Linked DNA regions of Homo sapiens: region 1 is linked to region 2. Evidence: chromatin loops called from intact Hi-C (ENCODE). Cell type or tissue: PC-3. All regions are shown on one strand. Links, peaks and the distances in the headings refer to the core of each region. The heading gives the core; the rest is flanking DNA. Region 1 has its middle 64 kb from the start of LINC02941. Region 2 overlaps LINC02941 (long intergenic non-protein coding RNA 2941).

Region 1 (5,388 bases), core at 152-5,151, 72 kb before region 2:
TAAAGATCAAGATAAATCAGGATATGATTATAGGTGGTGTGATTCATCAGCTGCCAATCAAAAGCTGACATAAAACCTTTGGCAGAAAGATTGAAAAAACTATTTGGAAAACAACATGATCCTAAAGAAGTGTTCTGAAGAGTGGTGATGTCACTGGTCTGTAAACTCTAATGAACTTCTTATTCAAATATCTATTCCTCTTGGTTAGATACATTCACCTTATTTTTCTTGTCCAGTGGCTTAATCAACTCTATGCTGTTTAAGTGTGATGATTTGTCTTTTGTAAACCTATGAACTAGAATGACTCACATATTTTTTCATTTTCACTTATGAAACTAAGAATTAAATCAATATTCATCTCATAAACACTTGCCAGCTATCTATTATGTGCTTCATGCATTGGTAAGAATTACTATTACTGTAAGTATTATAATTCTTTCATATCTTCCTTAAGATATACAGTTATCTCAGAACTTCACACTTAATATAGTATTTTTCTAATCACTGAATTGATTCAAAATTGAATAAAATCTTTTCCTATAGATTAACAATATATAATATATAGAAAAATGTAAAATATTTATCAGAATAACAGAAAAGCTATTATTTATCAAAGTATAGTTTTTCCCTGTAATATTTTCATTTTGAATATTTTTTTCCCTGAAAAGGTAAAACCTCACAATCTTGATTTCTAACCTGACTGTAGTACAATGATAGGTGACTGTCCCATTCTTTACTGCTCACCTTTCATTTGTTAACTTGTAGTCTCAAAGTTTTCTCTTGATACCTGTTCTTTTGCCAGGATCCAGTGGTTTGGGAGTTTGGACTATAGCAAGATTCACAGATTTGAGCACAACTCTAAATGAGGGCAAACAGGAACGCTACTCCCAAAAACAAAAAAGTCCACTTAAACAAGCTAACTAACCAACTAACTAACTAATTAACCAATATAGGCATTTTAGTAACCTTTCCAAAAAGCAGCAGAACTAAGTATCTATTTTCCTAGTAGAGTATATTTGTCTTCTAGATCAGGGTGCCCATCTTTGTCCCAACAATTCTGTAATGCTATAACAGAATACCACAGACTGGGTAATTTTTAAAGCAAAGAAATTGACTCCTCACCGTTCTAGGGGCTGGGAAATCCAAGACGAAAGTGCTGGGATCTGGTAAAGGCCTCCTTGCTGTGTCATCCAGTGGCAGGAGAGCTCAAGAAAACAAGACCAAGATCAAATGAGGAAAGCGACCAAATTCATCCTTTTATCAGAAACCTAGTATCAAGATCCCTAACCTACTCCCACAATAGCATTAATCAATTCATAAGGCAGAGCCCTCATGACCTAGTCACCTCTTAATGGTCCCATCTCTCAGCAGTGTTGCATCGGGGATTAAGCTTCGAAAGCATGAACTTTGTGGGGACTCATTCAAATCATAACAGTACCATAACCTAATTTACCTGGAAATGACATGTACTGGAGAAAAGCAGACATTCGTTGGCCTTGGATGGTTTGAGTCAGTAAATTATTAAATAACCTTTTTTTTTTGTTTCTGAAACTTTAATGAAGATCTAAATAAAAATGAAAATTATTGCAGCCAAAAGAAGAAATAAAATGATTGAAAAATAGTTCTGTCTAATGAGCTTGACCCTTATGAGTGCTCAGATCAACTCTTCCCCTCTCCCACACTTATGCAGGGAGCTCTCAGATCAGGCTGCCCCCTCTTTCTCTCAGGTGCTCCCCTGGAAACCTGGAGACTTCTAAGGAAGTTAGACCTGTTAGAACAGGGGTGTCCAATCTTTTGGCTTTCCTGGGCCACATTGGAAGAAGAATTGTCTTAGGCCACACATAAAATACGCTAACACTAACGATAGATGATGAGCTAAAAAAAATTGCAAACAAATATCATGTTTTAAGAAAGTTTATGAATTTGTGTTGGGCCACATTCAAAGCCATCCTGGGATGCATGTGGCTATGCGTTGGACAAGCTTGTGTTAGAAGATCAAGTGAGGGAAAATCAACTGAGACATCTCTTCTTCAAGATTCTAGAAACTTTTAAGTTTTGCCACTAATTTAAACACTTGGTAAAGGCAACACTGTATATTTTTCTTCCCGGTGCCTAGTAGATTATGTGTATTTAGATATTTACTAATCCAAATTATATTGAAAAAATGTTTTTTATGTTGAAAGGAGACACTAGTAAATTTTTTTCCTAAAACACTAGGTACATAGCTAACTATTTCTTCCTGAACATAGATTTTTGATGTAAAGAATGAGAAAATAATGATTTTCATGTTTCTGTTTTTCACATATGCTAAAAGAACTGACTACTCATGAAGTTATAATGGAAGAGTATGTGGAGATACACCTTGTGTGTTTCACTTACTGCTGTAACTGAAACAATGAAAAAAATTTTCCCATAATGGATATTAATCTATTCTAAGCCAAAAGGCAACACATTCCCAAAATGTTTCTGTCTAAAATATTTTTATTTTAGGTTTGCCACAAGAATTACCATTTCCTTTCACTTGACATAAAATAAAGCCACTATCAAGAGTATTACTTTACTTAATATTTTTACAACGACATTTGGACATTGTCTTAACATAATCAGTGTTAAAGCAGCCAGGAGAAGAGCTGTTTAGAAGACTCTTCCAGTTCAGTTTCTATATTGAAATATGAAGTGTTAATTTTGAGGTATGAAAGCAGGGTCCCAGAGCCTTTGAAGATCTGTTATGGAAATGGTCTAGAGAAGGGTTCAACAATTTGTGGTCCTCAGGCTAGCTGCTCGTATTTTGTAAGTACATTTTTATCAGAAAACAGTCATGTTCATTTGTTTACTTACTAGGTATGGCTGTTTTCCAGCTACAAAGGCAGAGTTGAGCAGTTGTGACAGAGGTCATTGGGTCTGGAAGCTTCAATGATTTACTATTTACTGTTAAGGTAAATTTTAAGAAAAGCTTCCCTAGCCCCTAGTTTAGAGAAGGACTGTCCCATAAATAGATATGATAGGGAGGCCGAGGCGGGTGGATCACAAGGTCAGGAGATAGAGACCATCCTGGCTAACATGGTGAAACCCTGTCTCCACTAAAAAATACAAAAAATTAGCCTGGCGTCGTGGCAGTCGCCTGTAGTCCCAGCTACTCAGGAGGTTGAGGCAGGACATGAACCCGGGAGGCGGAGCTTGCAGTGAGCCGAAATCGTGCTACTGCACTCCAGCCTGGGCCACAGAGCAAGACTCCATCTCAAAAAAAAAAAAAAAGATATGATGATGGAAATATTTTGTATCTATGCTGATATGGTACCCACTAGCCACATGTGAATATTAAGTACTTGAAATATGACTACTATGAATGAGGAATTAAATTTTCATCTTGTCTCATTGTAATTAATTAACATTAAAATTTAAATAGCCACATGTGGCTATTGGCTACTGTATTAGCACAGACATGGAACAACTTCATTGAAGTCCACTGAGCAGTGCTTCCCTAGATCCACAGTCAGGAAACTGTTTCTTAAAGGGCCACATAACAAATAGCGTGACTTAGAGCATTTGAAATGTGGCTAATGAAAATGAGACACTGAAGTTTTAATTTTTTTTTACTGTAATAAATCAAAATTTAAAAGCCACATGTGGCTAGTGGCTGCTGTAGCCGAGCGAGTGGGCTAGAGCAGGGATTCCCATGGTGTGGTACACAGATCAGTGGCATCAACATTAACTGGGAACTTGCAAGAAATGAAAACCCTTGATTCTCACAGCATATCTACTGAATTAGAATCTCTGGGGATGGGGCTCAGGAATCTTATCTAACAAGTACTCAAGGGCAGTGTCTCTCCAAATTTAGCATGCATCACAATTACCTGGCAGGCATTTTAAAACCCAGATTTCTAAGATGTCCCCAAGGAATGCAAAAATACTACTGGTCCATGGACCATACTTTGAGTAGCAGGGGTCTAGGACAGCAGTCTGCAAGGTCAGGTGTGTTTTAGAAAATCCATTGAGTTACAGGAAAACATATTAAACTTTCTATTTCTATTTACTCTCTCACCTAAAATAAGTAAATTTAGCTTTGTTATCAAGTGTTATATTCTCAGTTAGTCCCTATGTCAAATGGTGATTATGCTGATGGGTTGACTGTAGCCTCATTGGCTTTTTACTTTTAATTCTATTTTTTAAATTATCATACAGTAAATTTGATTTTTTCTCTTTTGGTTTACAGTTTCATAAATTATAACACATGTATACATGTGTTTCATAAAACCACCACCATATTAGGATACAGAACAGTTCCATCACTATAAAAAACTCCTTTTTGCTATTTCTTCATAGTCTCCTCTCCCTCCACTCATAATCTCTGGCAACCACTTGATAGATTTATCTTTTCAAGGAAGCAATACAAATGGAATTATAAAATATGTGACCTTTGGAGACTGGCTTCTTTCAGTCAGCATAATTCTTTTGCAATTCACTCATGTTGTTGTATGTACCAATAGTATGTTCCTATTCGTTGCTGAATAGTATTTCATTGTGTGACTATACTATAGTTTATCTATCTGTTGACCTATTGAAGTCCATAGGCAATTATACATAGAGCCGTTTAAATATGCATAAACATAGTTTTAATTTGTCTAGGCCGTTCAGTGTATGCTTAACTTTATAAAAACTATCAAAGTGTTTTCCAGAGTGATTGTACCATTTTGCATTTCCACTGACAATACATGAGCATTCTAGTTGCTTCACATCCATGTCAGCATTTGGCATTGTCAATATTTTTAGCTTTAGTCATTCTAATAAGTAAGTGTACTATATTGTGGTTTTATTTGCATTTTCTTAATGCCTAATGACATTAAATATCTTTTCATGTGCTTATTTGCCATTTCTATGTCTTTTCTTGTGAAATATATGTTCTTCTCTTGGGAAAAGAGTCATATTAATTTGATTAATTCATTATCCCGTTTAGGTAATGCACAAAACAGTTAAATGTGTTTATAAGAGTCCCGTAAAGGAAATTCTGGTTGAGAAAATACTAAGAAGGCAGGTACAAGGAAACAATAAAATGGCACACCTCAGACTTTGTCCCTAATAGAAGCTCTTTATCATCCAAACTCAGAAAATTGCTTTCAGTGGTAAGTGACCTGGCATATATATTTGTAAACATGTCATTTTTAATAAGGAGTGAAAAAGAAATGACTTTTGAAATATATTAATGCTATGGAGAAAGGTTTTTATAAATGATTGTTAAGAAAAATTGGGGTGATTTTGTTGCTAAAAACAATACAAATATGTCATCTATTTATAATTCTCACATCTGAACACTTAAAAGCTTTGGAAAAAGGATTATCAAACCTGTTTTTGTATATCCTAACTGAGGAACTTCAACTGTACTGTTGGCTG
Region 2 (5,388 bases), core at 274-5,273:
GTATTCTGTGTCCTGGGTTTCCTACTGTGCTGCAGTGTAAAGAGAGTAGGGCAATGTAAACTTCTTTGAGAATCACTTCCTGACTGATTGGCGTCTAAGAAGAAACACGATCTGGAGCTTTGCACAGCACCAGGACTCTGCCTGTGAAACACTATTAAATCTGCTATTACCCTCCCTTCCGCCCTTCCCCCAGGACTCTAAGGTGACGTTCCCACTTAACTCTTTCATGCCCAATAGCACGTAGGGCACACTACCAATGTCTGCAATGAATCATATGTTTTCAGAATAATTATTTTGATCACTTATATCCTTTCTTATTAAAAATGTCTGTGCAGTTCTTAAAGAGGAAAGGGGTGAGGGAGGAAAGCTGCAATTTAGAGGAACTGTGTAGTTGTTTTTCTTTCTTTTATTTAATCGTCACATTTAATATTTCCTTATAAGTCACATTTTAAAGAAAACAAACCCAAGGCTCAGAGAGGTCAACTAATTTACACACATGGCATGGCTAAGAAGTGGCAGGGGCTGGATTAGAATCAAGGCATTTCTGACTCAGAGCCAGTGATTTTTCTACTACATACAGTAAGTTCCACCAAGTGGAAAATTAAGGTCTTAATAATACCAGCCAAGAAACACTGCATTAATTATAATGAATGTTTTATGCAGGGTAGTTTTTGGGTCTGAATCATGGCATTGTTGCCATACATTTTTTATTTTATTTATTTTTTTACTTTGTGTGGAGACATCAGGGTTTATTAACCACTGCATCCAAGACTGAAGATCAGATAGTTAAAAAAAAAAAGATGATATTTGAATGTGTAAATATTTGTTTTAGAATACACGGAGATAGTCTTTTTTTTTCTGTCTTTCACCTAACCTTTCTTCCACATTTTTTTTTTTATTGAGGCAACAAATTCCTTCCTCCTTAGATCCCTGCCCCACAACAACCCAGAGCCCAGAACATAAACAAAGACACATTTGGAAGCTCCTGCAGAGAGACCTATATCCAAGATCAGCAGATCCTGCAATTTGCTATTTCCTCCTCCCCCCTCTCCCCAGATGCAGGCTTATGTAAGTCTCCCTGAGGCATGTATGGTTTTAGGGAAAGGATTGAAAACTGTGCCTGGTGCTGTTAGTATTAGATGGCTGTAAATGAATAAATGGATAATAACAGTTAGGCAGCTCACTGACGGTATTCCAAGTATTAATAAATGAGTGCAATTGACACAGTTTGACACCAACACTTTGGAATTTATGACATGTAAAAAGGGAGAATATGAATCTGCCGCTTTCAACTTTTTAATATAATTGGGATGCCTGAAGCCATTTTACCATCTGTAAGCTTCCCGTATTAGCCCTGATTTACTCCTGAATGTCCACAAAGCCTGGGACTTCATATAAAAGTTTTGAAAAGAGTTTAGCATTGTAGCTTTTCTTTTAATATCTGAAACTTGTTATAGCATGTGCTGCTATTTCCAGGCAGTTTAGTGTCATTAAAGCAAACACCATATAAACCTGACTTCCTATTTTTAACATTGTAGAATTCTATATTAAGTGCCATGAACAAAGAAGCACATCAGATGAATACTTTTTCCTTTAAAATGAAAAACTCCCTTAACCAGGATGTTCAGAACCTTCCCAAAATGGACTTGTTTTCAGCTTGTTCATCTTTTCCACCTCCCTACTGCTTTTTAAAAGTTTCATGTCCATTTTTGGTGACAATTTATTATTTGAAGTCATCTTCCAAGGGCAGGAAATATCTTTGTAGAAAAGAGTCCGAAATTAACTTCATGTGCAAAACAAACGTATCACAGAACAGTAGAGACAGTTCCTAAGCAGATTGTGTTCTAAAAGTTTGCCTAAAAGAATGCTGTTTGGAGCCTGGAACATATTTTTCATGGAAACACTATAGATGGCTGTTAAGTTCTAAGGTCAGTGATTGAGGCCATGTGACCTGTGAAGTAATTGGATCGCAAAACTGCATTTTTAAAATACCACTTTGTGATAATTTAGGATATTATTTTGGTAACGTCACACATTATAACATGGAATCTAGAGCTACTGCATAGCATCATGAGCATGATAGTTTAACTAGGTTCCAGTCACACTGATCTCCTTGTTATTGCTCAACAAGGAGTGAGGACTGTGGTATGGGCATACAAATTGGGAGAGCATGTGTGTTTAATGATGACTGTAGTCTGTGCAAGGATCAAGTCAATATCAAGTCATGCAGCTTGGAGTACCTCCCCCTCCCACTTTTTTGATGTACATGTTTAAGTAAGAGTCTCAAAGTGTCAACATTTTTTGTTGGGTCTTTGTTGTGATTCATCACCATGTGATCCTGAGGCAGCGGATGTCTTGATAGGAAAATATTGATAGTGCACAGCTGGTACATTCCTTCCCCACTTTTACTTGAATTGCCCTGTGCTTCTCTAGGGTTCCCTGCACCCTCTTTTTCTCTCCCTCTCTTCCCACTTAGTGGTAGGGTCTAGGGCTGTAGAACACACCAGACAACTCATCTTGATTTAAGCAGACTACTTAGGGGGTTCTGATGGATACTGAAAGGCGACTCACTGGACTGGAACGTGTGCCTATAAAAGGTATCCTGGCCCCTATTGCTTCACCAACAATCAGCTAATTTGTTGTTGGCCTATTCCACCTTCTTCATTTTCCACTGTCATAAATTCTTTGGCTGCTGCGACTGAACATGCTGGAGAGCGACCTTTCTTCTCTTAGACATTCTTGTAAAGATGTAAGCCCGGTTCAGAGACTGCTTTGGTCCCACTTCATTACTTGTAGGTTCCTACAGTAAAAGACCATTCTTTCCTATATTTGCCATCTTCACCGTTTATACTCAAGATGGTGGTTAGAAGCCAGACAATAGATAATGAAAAGAATGATAAATCATTGAGTGGTTGAAAACTAACGCAAATATTTGATTACATTTCTAGCTGTAGCAAATCAGCAAATCTCAATTCCTGAGTAGGTGAAGTTTGAATTGCCCAGGTGAGGAAAAGCAGGCTACTGAGCACTGCTCTGGGAGTCGGATCAGTAGGAGCCTGATCATATCTCAGAACAGGGCAGTGTGAGCATCAGAGTTTGTGGAGAAAAGGGCAAAGTGGAAAGATATCTTACTAGGTTTTCAGCCCCTTTTGACTTTTAGAGGCAATTCAGGTGAGGGCTCAGAAAGAAAAGAGGAAAGCTGGGGAGAAAGCTCCATAGTTTTACAGAGCACATAAATAATCATGTAAAGGATGTTAGTAGAAATACGGATGTTCAGGATGATTTTGATGAAACTTCAGACAGAAATGAGTTTTCCCAGAGGTCTCTTTGAAAGACTCAAGGCTTCTCCCTTTTGGTCATGTCTCAGGTAGTCTTAAAGCACTCAGAATCCAGCATGTCAGCAAAGAAAATTTATGGCTATTTTACCAATCATAGAGACAATTTAAGTAAAGAGGAGTCAATTAAGCATTTGTAATATTTGCTTTTTAAACTGTGGCAGCAAAATCATTTTAGTGGATAACAATTCACATTAAAAATAGAATGAAAAAATAGAACATAATAAAATATATAAAAGTTTTGCAACTTAGATTTATTTTATGGGTCTTTTATTTCCCTCCTTTCCTCCCTCCCTCCCTCCCTCTCTCCCTTCCTTCCTTCCTTCATTCCTTTCTTCCTTCCTCTCTGTCTTGTCTTTTTCTTTCTTTCTTTCTTTCTTTCTCTTTCTTTCTTCCTTTCCTCTCTCTTTCTTCCTTTCCTCTCTTTCTTTCTTCTTCTTTATTTCTGTTTGTCTCTCTCTCTCTCTCTCTCCTTCCTTCCTTCCTCCCTTCCTACCTTCCCTCCCTCCCTCCTTCCTCTCTCACTCCTCTTTCCTTCCTTCCCTCCTTCCTTTTCTCTCTTTCTGATATAAATTTGTATTCTGGGTCATGATGTGTGATGGTAAATTTTATGTGTCAACTTGACTGGAACACAAGATGTCCAGATATCTGACTAAACATTATGTCTGCATGTGTCTGTGAGAGTGTTTCTGGAAGAGACGGCATTTGTATTGGTAGAATGAGTAGAGCATATGGCCCTCCCCAAGGTATGTGGGCATCATGTAATTTGTTGAGGGCCTGAATAAAACAAAAAGATGAAGAAGGTTTGAGTTAACTCTGTCGGACTGCTTGAGCAGGATATCTGTTTTCTCCTGGTTCTGGTGCTGCTGGTTCCCAGACCTTCAGAATCTATAGCATTGGCTATCTGACTTCCAGGCCTTCAAACTACGCCACTGCTTTTCCTGGGTATCCAGCTTGCAGATAGCAAATCATGGACTTCTCAGTCTCCGTAATCATGTGACCCAATGCCTTATGGTAATTATAATACAGTAGCCCCCCCTTATCCACAGGGAAATATGTTCCAAGACCCTTGGTGAATGCCTGAAATTGTGAATAGTACTGAACCCCACTTACACTATGTTTTTCCTGTACTTACATACCTATGCTAAGGTTTAATTTATAAATCAAGAACAGTAAGAAAGTAACAATAACTAATAATAAAATAGGCAAAGGATAACAATATGCTATAATAAAAGTTATGGTAATATGGTCTCTATGTCTCTCAAAATCTCTTATTGTACTTTATTCACTCTTCTTTTTGTGATGATGTGGGATGACAAGATGCCTGTTTCTGAGATGAAGTGAGATGAACGACATTGGTGTTGTGATGCAGCGTTTGGCTACTATTGAAAACTAATTAATAACTTAGGAATGGTTTATTTCTAGAATATTCTATTTAATATTTTTGAATTGCAGTAGGCTGCAGGTAATGAAAATCAAGGAAAGCAAAACCACAGAGGAGAGGGGACTACTGTAATAATATAATAATGATAATAATAATAATAGATTCTGGAAGAGTTTTGAGGTGCATGCTAGCAAAAGCCAATGTTTTTGTGAAGAGAGTTTTAAAGGCAACTCTAGGAAGACCTCAGAAACAGAAGAAGAAAGCTGAAGAGAGAGGTTCATCTTCTCATAGAACACTTAAATAATAGTGCAAAGAATGTTGGTGGAAATATGGTATTCATCTGCAAACCAGGAGGTTGGCCTCCACCAGAAGTTGACTTGGCTGGCACTCTTGAACTTTCCAGCTCCCTGAACTGTGAGAAGTGAATTTCTGTTGTTAAAGCCATCCTGTCTATGGTATTTTTGTTATAGCAGCCCAAACTGACTACGACACAATGTAAAATGCATCTCTTACTAAGGGTCTTGGTCAAAAAGTTAGAAAGCTATTGGTCTGCACTTATGGTTTATTTCAGATATATAAAGTTGGTCATATTTTAGACATGGGTTAGAGAAATAGGGTGTACAGATACAGATTATATTCTCTCAGGTTGTATTTCTGCAATAAGGGCTA

What was found. Peaks named below come from ENCODE experiments on the same cell type or tissue, not always from the same donor. Only the 100,000 strongest peaks of a DNase experiment are listed, where the experiment ranks them.
Region 1: it touches region 2 in a loop (3.0-fold over the local background); 2 of 110 quality-filtered maps call a loop at or near these places.

What each region holds. Positions count from the first base shown.
Region 1 is chr6:139,910,057-139,915,444 of GRCh38, forward strand. No RefSeq gene overlaps it. Among named protein-coding and RNA genes, the nearest start is that of LINC02941, 64 kb to the right of the region's middle. In PC-3, for the core only: no CTCF peak of the experiment used is centred there; no DNase peak of the experiment used is centred there.
Region 2 is chr6:139,981,848-139,987,235 of GRCh38, forward strand. All of the region lies in intron 1 of LINC02941 (long intergenic non-protein coding RNA 2941), which reads left to right. The region is part of intron 1 of LOC103352541 (a long non-coding RNA gene); the gene reads right to left. Among named protein-coding and RNA genes, the nearest start is that of LINC02941, 8.2 kb to the left of the region's middle. RefSeq lists a silencer at 865-1,159. In PC-3, for the core only: no CTCF peak of the experiment used is centred there; a DNase peak (open chromatin) is centred at 2,214; H3K4me3 peaks cover 361 bases; H3K27ac peaks cover 2,472 bases.